2 separate regions of the Homo sapiens genome follow, and region 2 is linked to region 1. A link is an interaction called in ENCODE POLR2A ChIA-PET data of the cell type or tissue named here. Cell type or tissue: Panc1. All regions are shown on one strand. Region 1 overlaps PTDSS2 (phosphatidylserine synthase 2). Region 2 overlaps B4GALNT4 (beta-1,4-N-acetyl-galactosaminyltransferase 4).

The links. ChIA-PET counts read pairs that join two places held together with the same protein. Peaks named below come from ENCODE experiments on the same cell type or tissue, not always from the same donor. Only the 100,000 strongest peaks of a DNase experiment are listed, where the experiment ranks them.
Region 2: POLR2A ChIA-PET joins it to region 1 with 8 read pairs; 4 of 35 experiments call an interaction of 5 or more read pairs at or near these places.

What each region holds. Positions count from the first base shown.
Region 1 is chr11:479,165-483,164 of GRCh38, forward strand. All of the region lies in intron 4 of PTDSS2 (phosphatidylserine synthase 2), which reads left to right. Among named protein-coding and RNA genes, the nearest start is that of RNH1, 26 kb to the right of the region's middle. In Panc1, no CTCF peak of the experiment used is centred here; no DNase peak of the experiment used is centred here.
Region 2 is chr11:373,309-377,308 of GRCh38, forward strand. B4GALNT4 (beta-1,4-N-acetyl-galactosaminyltransferase 4) reads left to right here. Exons shown (of 20, transcript NM_178537.5): 7 at 141-208; 8 at 442-520; 9 at 2,153-2,219; 10 at 2,331-2,465; 11 at 2,539-2,648; 12 at 2,766-2,866; 13 at 2,943-3,043; 14 at 3,113-4,000. Among named protein-coding and RNA genes, the nearest start is that of B4GALNT4, 5.8 kb to the left of the region's middle. In Panc1, no CTCF peak of the experiment used is centred here; no DNase peak of the experiment used is centred here; H3K27ac peaks cover 755 bases.

The sequences.
Region 1 (4,000 bases):
TCTGGGTTGGATACCTGGGAACTTAGGTGACAGTGTGGCCCCAGGCATGGTGACAAAGGAGGCCTTGCCCACACAGCCCTCGAGTGATGGGAGGAAGCAGGGCTAGACCCCCACAAAGTAGGCCGAGCTGCGGGGGGTCTCCAGGAGCATCTGTGCGGCCCTTGAGTGATGGGGGGCAGCAAAGCTAGACCTTCAAAACGTAGGCCGAGCTGCGGGGGGCCTCCAGGAGCATCTGCTGGTGGGGCGCTGACTGTGGCCATTTAGCAGGGCCACACTTAAGGAGGGCAGGGCCAGTGGTGCAGGCACAGAAGAGGGCAGGGCCAGTGGTGCAGCTGCCAGGGTGGCTTTGCCCACAGCTGTCGTATCTGAGTGCTGGTGGGGACTGGGCGTGAAGGGAGCCGCAAGTCAGGTCCTGCGATGCAGGCCAGCGTCTGCATGGCCGGGGCAAATCTGGGCCTCAGAGGGGACCCCAGCGCCAAGAGGGACGGGGTCTTTGTTTTTGTGTTTTGTGGTTGACCAGTGTGACTGTGTGTGCTTCTTCCCCATCCTGACCACATTCTGCAAGACGAGCAGGGTGCAGGTGGGAGACGCAGCTCCTTTGTAAATCCTGGGTCAGGCTGTGTTGCTGCTGCAAATGCCTACTTTATTAATACTCTTTGTTCTGTTTAACTTAGTGTAAACACACATTTTTGGGGCTGTCTTCAGCTTACAAAGGACTTTATTATTCCCAATCTTAAAACTCCATCAGTGCATGATGAGATTTTTTATCATCGTGGCAAAATTGACTTTTCTGAGGCAGTGTACATTCTGTGAATTTTAGCATTTGTGTAGACTTCTAGAAACACAATTAGGACGCACAAGAATTCCACTGGCCCTAAAACTCCTTTGTGTTACCCCTTGGTAGTCATACCCGGCCCTGACCCCTGACAGCTGGTGAGGGTTCGCTTCTGTCTCTTCTAGAATGGAATCGTGGGGTGGGCAGCCTCTTCCCACCCTGCACAGTGCCTCTGAGGTTCACCCAGGATCATGCGGTGGGCAGCCTCTTCCCGCCCTGCACAGTGCCTCTGAGGTTCACCCAGGATCATGCGGTGTGCAGCCTCTTCCCGCCCTGCACAGTGCCTCTGAGGTTCACCCAGGATCATGCGGTGGGCAGCCTCTTCCCGCCCTGCACAGTGCCTCTGAGGTTCACCCAGGATCATGCGGTGGGCAGCCTCTTCCCGCCCTGCACAGTGCCTCTGAGGTTCACCCAGGATCATGCGGTGGGCAGCCTCTTCCCGCCCTGCACAGTGCCTCTGAGGTTCACCCAGGATCATGCGGTGGGCAGCCTCTTCCCGCCCTGCACAGTGCCTCTGAGGTTCATCCAGGTTGCATGTGTCTTCCTGCGCTCCTCTTTCTTTTACTATTTATTTTTTGAGACGACGTCTTACTCTGTCACCCAGGCTGGAGTGCAGTGGTGTGATCTCAGCTCACTGTAGCCTCCACCTCCCGGGTTCAAGTGATTCTCCTGCCTCAGCCTCCCAAGTAGCTGGGATTACAGGCACCTGCCACCATGCGCCACTAATTTATTGTATTTTTAGTTTCATCTTGTTGGCCAGGCTGGTCTTGAACTCCTGACCTCAAATGATCCGCCTGCATTGACAGGGCACGGTGGCTCATGCCTGTAAACCCAGCACTTTGGGAGGCTGAGGTGGGCGGATCACAAGGTCAGGAGATGGAGACCATCCTGGCTAACACGGTGAAACCCCGTCTCTACTGAAAAATACTAAAAAATTAGCCGGGCGTGGTCGCGGGCGCCTGTAGTCCCAGCTGCTCGGGAGGCTGAGGCAAGTGAATGGCCTGAACCCGGGAGGCAGAGCTTGCAGTGAGCCGAGATCACGCCACTGCACTCCAGCCTGGGCAACAGAGCGAGACTCCGCCTCAAAAAAAAAAAAAAAAGATCTGCCTGCCTTGGCCTCCCAAAGTGCGGGGATTCCAGGTGTGAGCCACCACGCGCGGCCTGGGCTCCTCTTTCTCGGCAGTGACAGTTTCTCAGGCCCCTTGTTTTTGGTGAGCTGGACGGTTTCGAGGATTGGTCATGATCTAGTAGAATATCCCTCAAGTGACATTTGCAATTGGGAAGTGTGAGTTCACCCAGTTTGTTCTTTTTCAAGATGGTTTTGAATCATCTGGGTCTCTTGCGTTTCCAAATGAATGTGAGGGTCACCCTTTCCATTCCTGTGAAAAGAACAGGTGGAATTTTTTATGGGGATTGCATCGAATCTGCAAGTCTGTTTTGGGAGTAGTGTCATCCTGACAATATTAACTCCGTCAGTCCTTGAAGATGGGATGGCTTTCCATTTATTTAGGTCTTTAATTTCTTCCAACAATGTGTTACAGTTTTCAGAGTTTAAGTTTTGTACTTCCTTTATTACATTTACTCCAATTATTTTGTTCATTGTGTGCTCTTGTAAGTGGAACTGTTTTAATTTTACTTTTGCATTGCTCGTTACTCATGTATGGAAATGTAGCTCATTTTTGTGTACTGATCTTGCGTCCTGCAACCGTGCTGAACTGATTAGCTCTAATAGTTGTGGTGTTTTGGGGTAGACTCTTAAGAATATTCTATATTCAAGATTATGTCATCTACAAATAGAGATAGTTTTACCTGTTCCTTTCCAATCTAGATGTCTTTTATTTCTTTTCTTTTTTTTTTTTTTAGACTGAGTTTTGCTCTTGTTGCCCAGGCTGGAGTGCAGTGGTGTGATCTTGGCTCACCGCAACCTCCGCCTCCCAGGTTCAAGCAATTCCCCTGCCTCAGCCTCCCGAGTAGCTGGGATTACAGGCATGCACCACCATGCCCAGCTAATTTTTTTTTTTTAATTTTTAGTAGAGACAGGGTTTCTCCATGTTGAGGCTGGTCTTGAACTCCTGACCTCAGGTGATCCGCCCACCTTGGCCTCCCAAAGTGCTGGGATTATGGGCATGAGCCACCGTGCCCGGCCGATGTCTTTTACTTCTTTGCGTAGCTGCCCTGCCCAGAACCTCCAGCTCAATGTTTCCTAGAATAGGCAAGGATGGGCTTTTTTTTTTTTTTTTTGAGACGGAGTCTTGCTCTGTCGCCCAGGCTGGAGTGCAGTGGCACGATCTTGGCTTACTGCAAGCTCCGCCTCCCAGGTTCTAGCGATTCTCGTGCCTCACCCTCCGTAGTAGCTGGGATTACAGGAACATGCTACCACACCCGACTAATTTTGTATTTTTAGTAGAGTCGGGGTTTCACCGTGTTGGCCAGGCTGGTCTCAGAACTCCTGGTCTCAAGTGAGCCACCGCACCTGACTAATTTTTTAACTTTCTGTGGAGATGAGGTTTCGCCATGTTGGCCAGGCTGGTCTCAAACTCCTGAGCTCAAGCGGTCTGACCCCTTTGGCCTCCCAAAGTGCTGGGAGTATAAGCATGAGCCACTGTGCCTGGCCAGATGGACATTCTTATCTGATTCCTGATCTTAGGGGAAAAGCATCCAGTCTTTATCCCACTGAGTGTGTTAGCTGTGAGTTTTTCATAGATCTCCTTACCGAGTGGAGAAAGTTCTGTGAGTTTTTTGTAGATCTCCCTACCGAGTGCAGAAAGTTCTGTGAGTTTTTCGTAGATCTCCCTACCGAGTGGAGAAGGTTCTGTGAGTTTTTCGTAGATCTCCCTACCGAGTGGAGAAGTTTCTGTGAGTTTTTCGTAGATCTCCCTACCGAGTGCAGAAAGTTCTGTGAGTTTTTCGTAGATCTCCCTACCGAGTGGAGAAGGTTCTGTGAGTTTTTCGTAGATCTCCCTACCGAGTGCAGAAAGTTCTGTGAGTTTTTCGTAGATCTCCCTACCGAGTGGAGAAGGTTCTGTGAGTTTTTCGTAGATCTCCCTACCGAGTGGAGAAGGTTCTGTGAGTTTTTCGTAGATCTCCCTACCGAGTGGAGAAGGTTCTGTGAGTTTTTCGTAGATCTCCCTACCGAGTGGAGAAGGTTCTGTGAGTTTTTCGTAG
Region 2 (4,000 bases), 110 kb before region 1:
CTGGTGTCGTCCCGGGCCTCCTGCAGCTCAGTCACCTGTGCCCACCAGCCTCTTGGGAATGAGGACCCGATGGGTTTGGTGTCCCCAGGGAGAGAGTGAACCCCCCCCCCCACCACCACCCCTGCTCTATCACCCCCCAGACTGGCTCCGAGTGGACAGCGCCTGGAGAATTCACCAAGTTCAGCTCCCAGGTGTCCAAGCCCAGGCGGTGAGTGACTGTGGGGTGCATGTGCGTGCACTTGTGTATTCGTGGGAGGGGGTTACGCGCTGTCTCCTTATCCTGTGCACACTTGCGCACACTCTGCACGAGCACCCGCCCGGCCAAGCTGCCATCCTCCTGAGGGCCAGCCCTGAGGGGTGTGGGAGCCACCTGCCCCCTTCCCTGCCTCCACTATTTGAGCGTCCTGTGCATGGCACGACCCTTGCTCCTCGTGTCCCCAGGCTCATGGCCTCCCGGAGGTACTACTTTGAGTTGCTGCACAAGCAGGACGACCGCGGCTCGGACCACGTGGAAGTGGGCGTGAGTGCCTTCCTCCCCTGGGGGCTTCTGGAGACTCCACTCCCCCCACCTCCCTGCAGGACAACCGCAATGGGGTCCCCGTCCCAAAGTTGACAAAGCAGATGGTCAGGGCCATGGGCCTGAGGTCAGGAGGGTCTGCTCTGCCCTCCTGGGGGGCTCGGTGAGGCTTCACTAGGAGTCACCTTTGAGTAGAGTCTTGAGAGGATGGAGACCTTCAGTAGGGAGATGTGGGGGGCAGAGAATTTGGGGTGGGGTGTACGGCGGATGAATTCCACACCACAAGAACAGCGAAGGAACAGACCCAGCAGAGGAACCGGGTCTTCGAGACTAGGAGGGGTCTGGTGGCCAGATCAGGCGGGGCCTGAGCAGCACTCTGGACAGATAGGCCTTTGTCCTGAGAATGAGGCCATTGGATTTGCATTCCAGGAAAAAACCCCTGGCCACAAAGCGGAGAGAGCCTGGGGGAAGGATTTTTACTGTGGCCTTTGGTCCTCAAACCCAGGGAGGTGGCTGTGGGGATGGACGGGGGAAGGCGGAAGGGGTTATACAGCAAGGCAGAGGGCCTGCAGCCTGGTGGGTGTGGGGGGCAGCACGATGGTGCCTGTGTCTGGTGTGTGGAGGGCACGTTTCACCCCAGCTCAGCTGGGCAGAGGGCCCAGACTGGAGACAGGGGTTTGGGGTGGTCTGTGGAGGCCCCAGGATGAGGTGGGAACAGAAGGGCCTGAGACAGCCCCTGGAGCCCCAACTTGGTGGGGGTAGAGTGGGGGGGGCATCCAGCCTGGCCCTTAGGGGGCCAGCAGTGACCCTCACTGGGTGGGGTTGGAAATCTTAACCTGAGGCGGGGCGGGGGGGCCTCAGGGAGGGAGGGAGGGGGAAGGGAGGGAGGGGGAAGGGAGGGAGGAGGAAGGGAGGGAGGAGGAAGGGAGGGAGGAGGAAGGGAGGGAGGAGGAAGGGAGGGAGGAGGAAGGGAGGGAGGAGGAAGGGAGGGAGGAGGAAGGGAGGGAGGAGGAAGGGAGGGAGGGAGGAGGAAGGGAGGGAGGGAGGAGGAAGGGAGGGAGGGAGGAGGAAGGGAGGGAGGGAGGAGGAAGGGAGGGAGGAGGAAGGGAGGGAGGGAGGAGGAAGGGAGGGAGGGAGGAGGAAGGGAGGGAGGAGGAAGGGAGGGAGGAGGAAGGGAGGGAGGGAGGAGGAAGGGAGGGAGGGAGGTGGAAGGGAGGGAGGAGGAAGGGAGGGAGGTGGAAGGGAGGGAGGAGGAAGGGAGGGAGGTGGAAGGGAGGGAGGAGGAAGGGAGGGAGGAGGAAGGGAGGGAGGAGGAAGGGAGGGAGGAGGAAGGGAGGGAGGTGGAAGGGAGGGAGGAGGAAGGGAGGGAGGAGGAAGGGAGGGAGGAGGAAAGGTGAGGAAGGGAGCATGGTGGGGTCTGGCCCTGCTCCCAGGGTCCCTCAGCTTTCTGGGCTTCCTTCCCCAGCTTCCCTGCTGCCCCTTCTTGGAACGCCCCGGACCCCTCTGCCATCTCCTCTCCTGCATCCTTTAAGGGATTGGTCCTATTAGTCCCCCGGCCCTGAGCCAGGGTAGACCCTTTCTTCCCTGGACCCAGCCACCGCCCTGTCCCTGACCCCCACCCTCTCTGCCCCGCAGTGGCGAGCTTTCCTGCCCGGCCTGAAGTTCGAGGTCATCAGCTCTGCTCACATCTCCCTGTACACAGGTGCGAGCGGACGCCTCTGGGGATGTGGGGCTCCTCGGGATGGGCTCTGGGTGTGAGTGGGAAGAGTGGAGGAGGGGGTCTGAGCACTCCCTGGAACTCTTCTGCCCCCAGATGAGTCAGCCTTGAAGATGGACCACGTGGCGCACGTCCCCCAGTCTCCAGCCAGCCACGTGGGGGGGCGTCCGCCGCAGGAGGAGACCAGCGCAGACATGCTGCGGCCAGATCCCAGGGATACCTTTTTCCTCAGTGAGAGGGGGCCCGCGCGGGGGCGAGGGCGGGGGTGCCTGCCCCAGCCACCCTGTGACCGCACCTCCTGCAGCTCCACGCATGGAATCTTCGAGCCTGGAGAACGTGCTGGAGCCCTGCGCCTACGCCCCCACCTACGTGGTCAAGGACTTCCCGATCGCCAGATACCAGGGCCTGCAATTTGTGAGTGCGGCTGGAGACCCCGTCTCCCGTCCGGGACTCCGCGGAGCCTTCTCCAGCCCCTTGGGAGGCCGCCCCGGGAGGTCCGCGCCCTGAGCCCTGCGCCCCCCCACCCCCCAGGTGTACCTGTCCTTCGTTTATCCCAACGACTACACTCGCCTCACCCACATGGAGACGGACAACAAGTGCTTCTACCGCGAGTCTCCGCTGTATCTGGAGAGGTGGGCGCGCGGCCGGGCTAATGCGGGGCGGGGTGGGCGGGGCGGGACTCGGCTCTGATGCCCCGCCGCGCCCCAGGTTTGGGTTCTATAAATACATGAAGATGGACAAGGAGGAGGGGGATGAGGATGAAGAAGACGAGGTGCAGCGCCGAGCCTTCCTCTTCCTCAACCCGGACGGTGAGTGTCCGCAGCGCCCCTGGCCCGCACCCACCTGCGCAGGGAGCTTCTAACCCGCGTTTCCCGCAGACTTCCTGGACGACGAGGACGAGGGGGAGCTGCTCGACAGCCTGGAGCCCACCGAGGCGGCCCCGCCCAGGAGCGGCCCCCAGTCCCCCGCCCCAGCAGCCCCCGCCCAGCCCGGAGCCACCCTCGCCCCGCCGACCCCTCCCCGCCCCCGGGACGGGGGGACCCCCAGGCACTCCCGGGCCCTGAGCTGGGCCGCCAGGGCCGCCCGCCCTTTGCCGCTCTTCTTGGGCCGAGCTCCGCCCCCGCGCCCTGCAGTGGAGCAGCCGCCCCCAAAGGTGTACGTGACCAGGGTGCGGCCGGGACAGCGGGCATCCCCCCGGGCCCCAGCGCCGCGTGCGCCCTGGCCGCCCTTCCCTGGCGTCTTCCTGCACCCCAGGCCTCTGCCCAGAGTGCAGCTGCGGGCGCCCCCACGCCCACCCCGGCCCCACGGCCGCAGGACCGGCGGCCCCCAGGCCACACAGCCGAGGCCCCCAGCCCGGGCGCAGGCCACCCAAGGGGGCCGGGAGGGCCAGGCGCGCACGCTGGGACCTGCGGCGCCCACAGTGGACTCAAACTTGTCCTCCGAAGCGCGGCCCGTGACCTCCTTCCTGAGCTTGTCCCAGGTGTCCGGGCCGCAGCTGCCCGGGGAGGGCGAAGAGGAGGAGGAAGGGGAGGACGATGGGGCCCCGGGCGACGAGGCCGCGTCGGAGGACAGCGAGGAGGCCGCGGGCCCGGCGCTCGGACGCTGGCGTGAGGACGCCATCGACTGGCAGCGCACGTTCAGCGTGGGCGCCGTGGACTTCGAGCTGCTGCGCTCGGACTGGAACGACCTGCGATGCAACGTTTCGGGGAACCTGCAGCTGCCGGAGGCGGAGGCCGTGGACGTGACCGCTCAGTACATGGAGCGGC